Linked DNA regions of Mus musculus: region 2 is linked to region 1. The links are chromatin contacts, found by Hi-C in ENCODE. All regions are on one chromosome and are shown on one strand. The core of a region is the stretch at or near the end of the contact, and the rest is flanking DNA. Distances in the headings are between cores, read along the strand shown. Region 1 holds the start of Dpy19l3 (dpy-19-like 3 (C. elegans)). Region 2 holds the start of Tshz3 (teashirt zinc finger family member 3).

Region 1 (4,608 bases), core at 1,311-3,810:
AAGTTGTTAAACACTTCAAGCCTGCTTTTATTTTTCTCTTTTGATGCGTCCCACGGTCCTGACTGCTCAAGTCAGAAACCTAGGAGCCCGCAGAGCTTCCTCCCTCTTCTTACATAATCCGTACAGACACCCACACTACTCCAGCTGCACGGAGCACCTAAATATCCCAGATCTGCTGCGTTTTCTTCATCTCCATGGCTATCACCCAAGTTAATACTTTTTAAAAGACTTACTTCTATTTAAAAACGTTTAACAATGTCTTTTATGTCTATGTTTTGCGTCTGCACTGTATGGATGCATTGCCCACTGAGGCCAGAAGAGGGCATCAGATCCCAGAGGACAGGATTCACTGAGAATGTGGGTACTGGCAATCCAATGGAGGTTCTCTGAAGGGGAAGCCAGTGCTCTTCGCGGCTGAGACATCTCTCCAACCACCCCCTTATTTATATTTTTTTATGAATGTTTTGCCTGCAAGTCTGTATACCCCGTGCATGCTTGACGCCCTTGGGGATCAGAAGATGGCATTAGATCTCCTGAAATGGGAGTTACAGATGGTTGTGAGCCACCATGTAGGTGCTAGGAACTGAACCTGGGTCCTGTGACTTTAAGTATGATTCTAATTACATCTTTAAGATCCAGTTTTATTTGTGTGTCTGTGTCTGTGTGTGTGTGTGGGGGGGGGGGGGCGGAGGGGTCCCAGGGAGCCAGAAGAGGGTGTTGGAGCATCTGGAACTGAAGCTACTGACTCACATGGGTGTCGGAGCCTAACTGTGGTGCACCAAGTACTCAATCTCTGAGCCATCTCTCCAGCCCCTCCTCTTGCTTTCTTCATTCATCAGAGTGATTCCCGAGGGACACCTGTCAGCACTGCCACTGACAACATCACAGGAGAGCAGGAAGGCTCTTTATAGGACTTTTATTGTATGTGTATCGGTGTTTTACCCGAATGTATATATGTGCACCATATGCCTGTCTGATGCCCACAGAGGCCAGAAGAGAGCATCAGATGCCCTGGAACTGGAGTTACAGATGGTTGTGAGCTGCCACATGGATTCTGGAACCAAACCTGGGTCTTTTGGAGGAGCAGCCCTTAGCTGTTGAGCCATCTCTGCAGCCCTAAGGTAGGATATTTTTAGTGTAAATAAAGGTTAGTAAGCATCGCCCTTGAAACTCCAATCTGGGGGGGAAAGGAATGAGGCCCAAAGGTCAAGTACACTCGGGCCTTAAAGCAGACCCTGTTTAACATAAGATCCATGAGAGGAACTCATCATTTCTGTTAGCAAACTTTACAGCAAGTATTCTGTGCTGGGATCCTTGCCTGCAGCTGGCGAGGGTTCATCTAGATCTGCAGTGGAATGGGGGAAATTCCTTCTCCTTCCTCCATAATTTCCCTTGCCTTTCTATCGTGCTTCACTACAACTCATCGTCTTGCTGCATGCTTGTGACAAGCCAGTACTCTATGTCTCTGCATATGGCCCAGGCAAGAGTTGGACTTGTCATCCTCCTGCGGCAGCCTCCTTCCTCAGCAGGACTACAGGAGCGCCATCTAAGACCTTAAATCTCAGACTTTACTCTTAGTGCGCACCCACTTTCTATGAGAAGCACTACGACCCGACGTTCTTATGACAGTTCTTGCCTCGTGTTACAGACATGAAGCAGCAGCTGAATACTGTTCCCCTCAGGGACATGCGCCTCACACCAGTTACATGTTCCACAAATCACTTTAAGTAGGTGTGGGGTGAGGGGCTATCTAATAAAGCATTCTGAGCAGTGTGTTCTTGGTATTAACAGTCGACAACCAAAAGAGAAAAAGATCTATCAGGGACAGGTAGCTAAGAAAGGCAGGGTGTATGGAACAATTTTTGTTGGAATTAGATGACAGGCTGCCTTTTCGTAGGTACTGATCTCAGTGGGCCATCCACTACCAAAACTCAGTCTGGCGCACACCTTCCTTTAGTCACAGCACTCAGGAGGCAGAGGCAGACGTGAGGCCAAATTGGTCCACACGCAATTTCAGGCCAGCCAGAGCTAGAAAGTGAGACCCTGTCTCAAAGAGAGGGAAAAGATGCTGACAAGCAGTTTAAAGATAAGAGGAACATCTAGGACTCAATACTGAAGGTGCATGTTAAGGAGGAGAATTAACAACAAAGGCCAGAGCAGTACTACGGCGGCGGCGGGAGGATGGGTGTGGATGGGTTGGGGGTGTGGGGACTGAGAGGCATGTCTTTGGAGACCCAAAAGTGTCTGCGGATTTTATCACTAAACAACGTCGAAAGTGCATATAGCCGGACATTGGAGGCAGGAGGTAGAGCTGGGAAGGTCCCCCGAGACTGGGTAACCTTTCTTCGGGGCACCAGGGACTCCGAACACAGGAACAAGCCAAGCTTAAGACCTGCCTCGGAGCCTAACACCCCCAAAACAGCCCTCTGAGCGGAAGTGTACCTCTTCCTTCCGGTGTGCGCCGCACGAGACGGGGCGGGGCAGCGCGGGAGGCGGGGGCGGGGCCTTGCGTTGACGAACAGCTGCCGGGACCAATGAATGCAGCGGTAGCGGCCCGGCCTCCCCGGCGCGCCCCTTCCCCGGGCTGTAGACGCCCCCCAGGCCCATCCTTGCAGCGCGCCGCACAGAGCCGGGAACAGCTGGGTCCTCCTAGTCTTCACCTCGCTGTAGCCCGTGAAGTGGGCGCGTCCCTAAGGCCTGGGTGCTCGGGGTGCTTCTTTGCCAACCCGAGCCGCCCCTGAGGACTGCTGAGGCCGCAGGTCTGTGGCTGGGGGTCGGGCCGCGAGGGGACTGGACGCGCAGTGTCTACGGGACACGTGGGCGGGGCGTGGGAGGGAGCGTCTCAGAGCGGGAGCGAGTGTCGCGAGGTTCCCCGGGCCGGCTAGCACCTGGTCCTCGCGTGGGCTCGCCAGGTGCGCAGGGGAGTGGCTCCAGGTGCGGGGGAGTGGCGCGCGTCCTGGTCAGTAGTCCAGGAATTGCCTTAGGGTCTCTTTGCTAATGTCTGGCAGGGCTTTGAGTCCGGCTGGCCGGAGCAACTTTTTGTTTCCTAGTTGGGGAGGCTGTTGCCATGCAGACGGGAAATGTAATTAGCACCTGGCATGTTTGTTAACTTTCTGCTTTACCAGGCTCAGGGTAGATGTAAGGTGGGCCCCCTGTATAGCCCTAACCCGCCGAGGGCTAGCAGGGAGGGTATAACTCCTCAAGAGGGGACAGGATTCCAGCTGTGGCTGCAAGACTTTGAAAAGATTTCTTCTCTCCCCCCCCCCCCCCCGTTTCTTGTGCTTTTTGAGCACACTGCATTTGAGTCTGTGTTCAGTCTGAGCATTTTTGAATGAATGAATCTTAACAAAAGCATTGTGTGGTGTTGGCTTCCTCTGTTGTATTTAGCAAGAGCCTTTCCGTTAGATAAACATAGACTTTGGTAACTAGAGTGCAGGTTGGATTAGCTGCCGAAACAATCGCGTCTGGCTACTCCTCATCTTTAATAGATAATTAGTAAAACGCTATTCATTAGTCAGAGGAACCAGGCAAGATGTTCCCGGGGGACTGAAGCCAGCTTACTCACCACCACCACACCCCCGCCTCCCCCTCATAGCTTCCAAACTAGGTAACTGCTCCCGCAGCTACACCCACAGTTGCTCCCCAGAGAGAGCAGCCACCCTGACTGGCACAGCCCCGCACTGTCTTACTGTCTTTGACATCCAGGCATAAAGCTTAGCAGGGATTTTTTTTTTTTTTCAAAGAACACAGGTGCTAAAATTCAGGTATCAGAAACAGTGTTTCAGTTCTTCAAAATCTGGCTGTCACAAGTTTACTAGGAATCCCTCCCACGTGGTCAGTTCTGTGGGAATAAATCAGACCCACTACTTTCTGTAGGAACTGTAGAAAATAATGTAAAACTGTGTCACGCAACAAATCCCACAGTTAGTGTTACGGAATCAGGGAGGGAAAACATCACAAGGGTGCAGCATCCAAGATGGCTTCCTGGAAGAAGTCCTGGGCATCTTCACGTGGCTCACCTGTATCCCTACCTGTATCACTCCCTCTTGGCAGTGCCTGCTGGAGGAAAGGTGCTTCGTCAATGTGGTTTAGTTAAACATTTGTGTTGTATCTTTAAAGGCTGATTAAGATTTGTTTGGGAGGGTCTGCTGAGCAGGGGACAGCAGGCTAAGACAGGCCATTTAAGCACATAAGGGTGTGTTGGGTAAAGTGGGTGCTGACATTTCCATGGGGCATTCATCTGGATGTTGTTTGTAGGAGTGGTTGGAAGAACAATGCGTATGAGTCTTTGACATCATGATGTACATCCGGCAAAGAAAAGAGACAAAACCCATAGAAGTTTCTGAGGATTTTCCATCACCAAAAGAAGATGTGAAGTTGGAAAAGAAATTGCCATCTGGTAGGTGGTTGGAACTAAAGCAGTATTTTGGATTACTTTTCCTTCTGCGTATTAACATATGTCACGATCTAATAGGGTAAAAAAAAAAATTGGTGCGATGTATGAAGGACACTTGTTCCAGCACCCAGAAATTCTGACTGTACTCTGATTATATTGGCTTTTCAGCTGTAATCAGTAAAACGGCTTTGATGAGAAGAAATCCTTGGTAA
Region 2 (4,922 bases), core at 370-2,869, 940 kb before region 1:
ACAGAGGGAAAACATGCCTTCATTCTATGCACCAAACCAAGTTGAATCCCCCTCCCCCCTAAGGTTTCTTCACAACACTGTCAGACCAATACACTTCTGGGAGAAGTACCTTATGGTTGCTTCCCTGTGACCCTGGTAAAGAGACTGAAGGCCAGAGTGCAGCTGAGGTGGGAGCCCCGCTGGTCTGATGGCAATCACCAGCAGCAGCAGCCTGCATAGCACCATCACTAGCCTGTATCCCACCAGCACGTGGAACATTACCTCGGTGACCCTTCTTCGCTCAGCCCTCCCCTCTTTTATCAAAAGAGAAGTGAGAAGAAAGAAGATTAAAGAAAAGGACTCCTAAGCAACCTTCCCCTTCAGGCAGCGTCTGAGCCTCTGCACGTCTGAGTGTTATTCATATCAAAATACATCACGTCCATATGTGGTCCTCTCTCGGCAAGCCGCCCCAAATCCCTGAAGTTGCACTGACAGGGCCCTCCTGACGTCACGGAGCTTGGCCTCACTATTGCAAGTGATTTATTGATGTTTATTGGGAATGAATAGATCAAAGGCACAGGCATGACGGGCGATCAATCAGTCATCAAATCAAGGGTGGCAACCGGCCAGAAACCCTTCTTCCAGCCAACGTGCCCCCAACCGACATTATTGCAAAATAATGTTATGTGTGTGGGTTTTGTTTTGTTTTCAATGAATCTCTTTTCCAGAAGGAAAAAAAAAAAAAAATCAGCTCAGTCCTAACAGGAGTTGACGTTCCTGGCAGAAAAAGAGAGGGAGGGGGGAGTACTCAGATATGTCCCAGAACTAAGTGCTAGAAAAGGGTAGGGAGCAGCAGCGGAAAGAGAGGGAGGGGGTAAGAAGACATTCAGGAATGGAGGAAATGTCAGCATCCAACACTGACCTGACAGTCATCTGACAATACCCAGACCCAGTGCGCTCTGGTTTCCACCGCTGTACCGGGTTTGGGCCCAATAAATGAAGAATCAATCGAATTAGCAGTAAGGTGGCCAGAGGGATCCGCTAGCTCACTCTTGCTCGCTCTGGTCCCGGTAGTCACCGGGTACTGCCCGGGACAACGCGGAAGATGTCCCAGAGAACTCAGGTGACCCCGCCCGCCCCCCACCAAAAGGCACGGGTTGGAGAGCGCCTTCCCCGCTGCAGCCGGATCGGCAGAGGCGGGGACCTAAGCCGGCTCGGTGGTCCCCAGGAGGGTGTGCGAGCCGGTCGAGCGAAGAACATAGCGGGGCAACTGGGGGGCGCGCGCACCCGGGCAGGAGAGCCCCGAGCCAGCCGGGCTCCCGGAGTTACTCAGCGCCCGCAGAGACAGACAGAAAATGAGAGAGAGGCGAGGAGTGCGGCGAGCAACGCGGGGGCCGGCGGCCCAGAGGCGCGGCGCGAGCAGAGGAAGAGGAGGAGGACCGGAGGAGGAAGGGGAAGCCGCTCGTACCTGCTGCGCGCCGGGGCGCCTGCTGCTTCCTCCTCGGCATGATGCTTCTCCCGCGACTGCCACCGCCGCCGCCGCCGCCGCCGCCGCTGCCGGGCTGAGCCGAGGGAGGGAGGGGCGGCGGGGGGGGGGCGAGGCGGGCCTGCTCGCAGCCTCCCCCCCGGAGAGCGGCCGCCCGCAGGATGCTGCTGCGCCCCGGCTCTCCGCGTCCCCCCCTCGCTGCGCTCCGCCGCGATCCCCGAACGTGCGGAGGGAAGGAGGGCGGGCAAGGGAGGCGCGGGGAAGGAGGAGCGCGAGGGGGAGGAGGAGGCAGAGGAGGAGGAGGAGGAGGAGGAGGACCGCGCTGCCGGCGGAATGGGAAGTTTGACAAATCGCTCCAGAGGCCCGAGGAGGAGGGGGCGGGGAGGAGCGGTCGCCCTGCCCCCCCCCCGCCCCGTCCCCAGACGAGGTGCGCGGGGTTCGGGGCTGGGGGGCGGGGAGTGAAGGAGGAGAAGGCGGGCAGAGAGATGAGAGGAGGAGCCCAGGAGCGACCCCGGTCGGTCCTGCCCCGCTTCCCGCCCCCAGGCAGGGAGGTCAAGGCATGGGGGGGGGGGGGGTGGAGGGGGGGCGCAGCCGCCGCCGCCGCGGCCCGGGGCTCAGCGGTCCAGTCTTCTGCCCACGGCGCGGCTGGAGCGGCGGCGTCGGCAACAGGCAAGCTTAAAGGAAAAGGAGATGATCGTGTCACTCGCCTGCCCGCGGAGGCGCCCCCAGCCTGGGTCCTGGCCCGGACGCCTGCCCAGGGCCCCCCGCCCAAGTCCAGACACCCGGAGCTGGCCCTCCGTCTCCGCCCCGAGCGCTCTCGCAAAGGCGCGGGGTCCGCCCTGCGGAGCGCGTCCCGGGGCGCCCACAGCCCCCGCCCATCCCTCTTCCCCACCCGGTCTCAACCCCGGGCTGCTCCCGGCTGCCCCTCCCGGCCCACACTCCTCTCCACCCGCCGCGTGCAGCCCCAGAGCGCTCCCCTAGTTGGGATGGTACCCCTATCAAAGATGCCAGGGCCCCGGGGGTGCCCTGGAGAGAAGATGTGCGGGCTGACATGGGTGTGGGCTCTGGGTCTTCCCTCCTGGGACCTACAGTGGCTACCTCCTTCCGTTCCCCCACCCCACCCCCGCCACAAACTTTCCCAGGCTTGTTTCGGGGGTAAGCATGGGAGGGGGCACCTCCAAGTTTCCTTTACTGACTTTGGGACGATCACCGTCTCAGCACCCCGCGTCTCGCCCCCTTGGGCTACTGGCCGCGCCCCCCACCCACTGCGTCGGAGGTTGCCAAGGCGGGAACGGGGGAGGGAGAAGAAACTCGGGTTCCCCTGCCCATCCCCCGCCGGGGTGCGCCCTGGACAGGGTACTGCCCCAGCCGCTCCCAGCTTAGGGGCAGTTCTGGACGAAGGGGATTGATTATTGATTGAGTGATTGGGGTCGCAGAGGCTCCGGGCAGACTCGGCCGATGTGCCCCGGGAAGGAGGCGGCTGGAAGGCTGCGGTGGCGACAGGGCGACGTGGGCTCACTTACTCTGGTGGTGAGGGCGCGGGTGGGCTGGAATTCACGCGGGCGACCCTCGAGCGGTGGCGGCTGAGCGCCAGCCAGAGCTTGAGAGGCGCGGGCGGCGGCGCATCGATGCGCTGCGGGCTCGATTGCGTCTCCCTGGGCCAGCTCTTAGGCCGGGAATGGGGCGGCCGCGGCGCAGCGGGCTCTGGGCGGCGGTGGCTGGGGTGGCCTCTGGGCCCCCAGCTCCCGGGAGCAGCACTATATCTGGGTGCTCCGGCTGGGACCCTGAAACCCACGTGAGCCCCGAGGCCCACAGTCTACCCGAGGGCCGGCACCCTGCGCCCCAGGACTAGCTGCCTGAGCGCACTGGGAGCTGCAAACCCTGGCCTTCCTTTCTTGCTTCTTTTTTTCTTCTTCTTCCTCTTATTTTAAACTTATTCTTCTCTTCCCTCTTATTCAGCCCTGTCTCTTTTTCATGCTTTCTTTGTGGTTGGTTTTTCAAGTTTGTTTTAAAAGTTCACAGCGTGCTTTCTTTTTCTTATAGACCAGGAGACCAAGATCTCACCCTACCGGTAAGATCAAAAGTCTCCGCTCGCCCCCGGCCGGCCGGCTTGGGCTGGGTCCAGACGCCTCCCTGAATGCAGATGTGTGGCTGCTGTCCTCCGGGGCTATAAAGCCGGCTCCAGCGCCTAGGCGCTCGAGAGTTGAGTTAACCCGGTGTGGATCCCGGGCGGAGTCGAGAGCCAGAAGCCGGCTGCGGCTGAGCTCCCGAGCTGCCTGTGTGTGTGTCGCGTACCCGTGGGTGGGTGCGCCTGGGGTGTCTGATGCCTGCGGCCTCAGAGGCCGAAGCAGCGTCTCCTCCAGGCCGTGGAGACGCGGGCCTCGGCGCGTAAAGCTTCTTGCGAGCGAGGGATCGGTGAGTCGTCTGGCCCCGCCGTTGGCCTTACGGTTCAGGTGGCCGCGGCGCCCCTCTGACCTGAAGGAGGGTCGTTGTCCCTGGAGGTCAGACCCAGAAGGTCTGGCTTACATTCAAAGCGGGGAGAGCCCATCTAGGCACGCCGGCGGCGGCGACGTGTTCATAGCGCTGGGTACCACGCACCGGGAGTTCGCCCAAAGGATGCTTCCCTCTCCCTTTGCTTTCTTTTGGTGCTCTCTCAACCTTCGTTCTCTCGCTGCCCACCCCCACCCCTCATACCCTCGTGCCGTGACCCAAGCGGCTCCCCTGTCGCCCGTCCTCACCCCTGCTTGCCAGTGCCTAGCCCTCCCTGCTCAGGCGCCGCGCACTGTGTGATCCGCCCTAACATCTGTCCGTCCAACCATTGGCGCATCCATCAGTGTCAATGGACTGCACATTGCAGCGACAGCCTGTCACGCACAACACGGGCTGTGCGGAGTGCACGCTGCGACCACACTGCCTTGCCCGATGGGGCACTCAAACAGACTCGGCCGTCTTGGCACCGCCTGGATTCCCATTTCTGCTGAGTTCTTTTAGCTACATGCACCCATTCACCTTTGGGGGATCCCAACATGTGCATAGTTTTTCAGGTCGTTCTACGGATGGAACATTGAAACAGCGAAAGTAGGCAAGGTCAGCCTACTCCTTATATTTCCCTAGGATTTATCTTCCCTTCTGCTGTAAGGTTGGGTGTAACTAAAAGAGAAGGGTTCCCCAAATTCTCACCCAACTCAAAGTAGACCCTGAAGCTACCTGAATGCTACCTGAATGCAGGACCTTAACTTCCTTAACCTGGCGAGGTACTAGGTTGTGGGGTTTGCCCCTCTGCATCTAACAAGATTTCAACAATAAAAACTTTGTATAGCCGGGCTGACCGCTGTTTCCAGGGCCTGACATGGAGAAATGCCAACTGATGGACTCTCCGTGAAAATGAAGGGCTCTGTATAGGAAGAAATGGCGTCTGGTAGTAGTAACTCTGAAGTTCACATGTCATTACAGGGGG

The links. Hi-C counts contacts between places; a loop is a spot of excess contacts on that map.
Region 2: a loop to region 1 is called in a map of heart, with 2.9 times the contacts of the local background. The contact joins the promoter of Tshz3 here to the promoter of Dpy19l3 in region 1. A Hi-C loop is called at or near these places in 2 of 37 maps with a recorded cell type or tissue (T-helper 2 cell and heart).

What each region holds. Positions count from the first base shown.
Region 1 is chr7:35,752,406-35,757,013 of GRCm38, reverse strand. Dpy19l3 (dpy-19-like 3 (C. elegans)) reads left to right here and starts at 2,560. Exons shown (of 19, transcript NM_178704.3): 1 at 2,560-2,759; 2 at 4,258-4,399. The coding sequence starts at 4,297.
Region 2 is chr7:36,694,815-36,699,736 of GRCm38, reverse strand. Tshz3 (teashirt zinc finger family member 3) reads right to left here and starts at 1,619. Exons shown (of 2, transcript NM_172298.3): 1 at 1,448-1,619. The coding sequence starts at 1,487. Gm36722 reads left to right here and starts at 1,515. Exons shown (of 3, transcript XM_030243157.1): 1 at 1,515-3,880. The coding sequence starts at 1,627. The coding sequence ends at 2,874.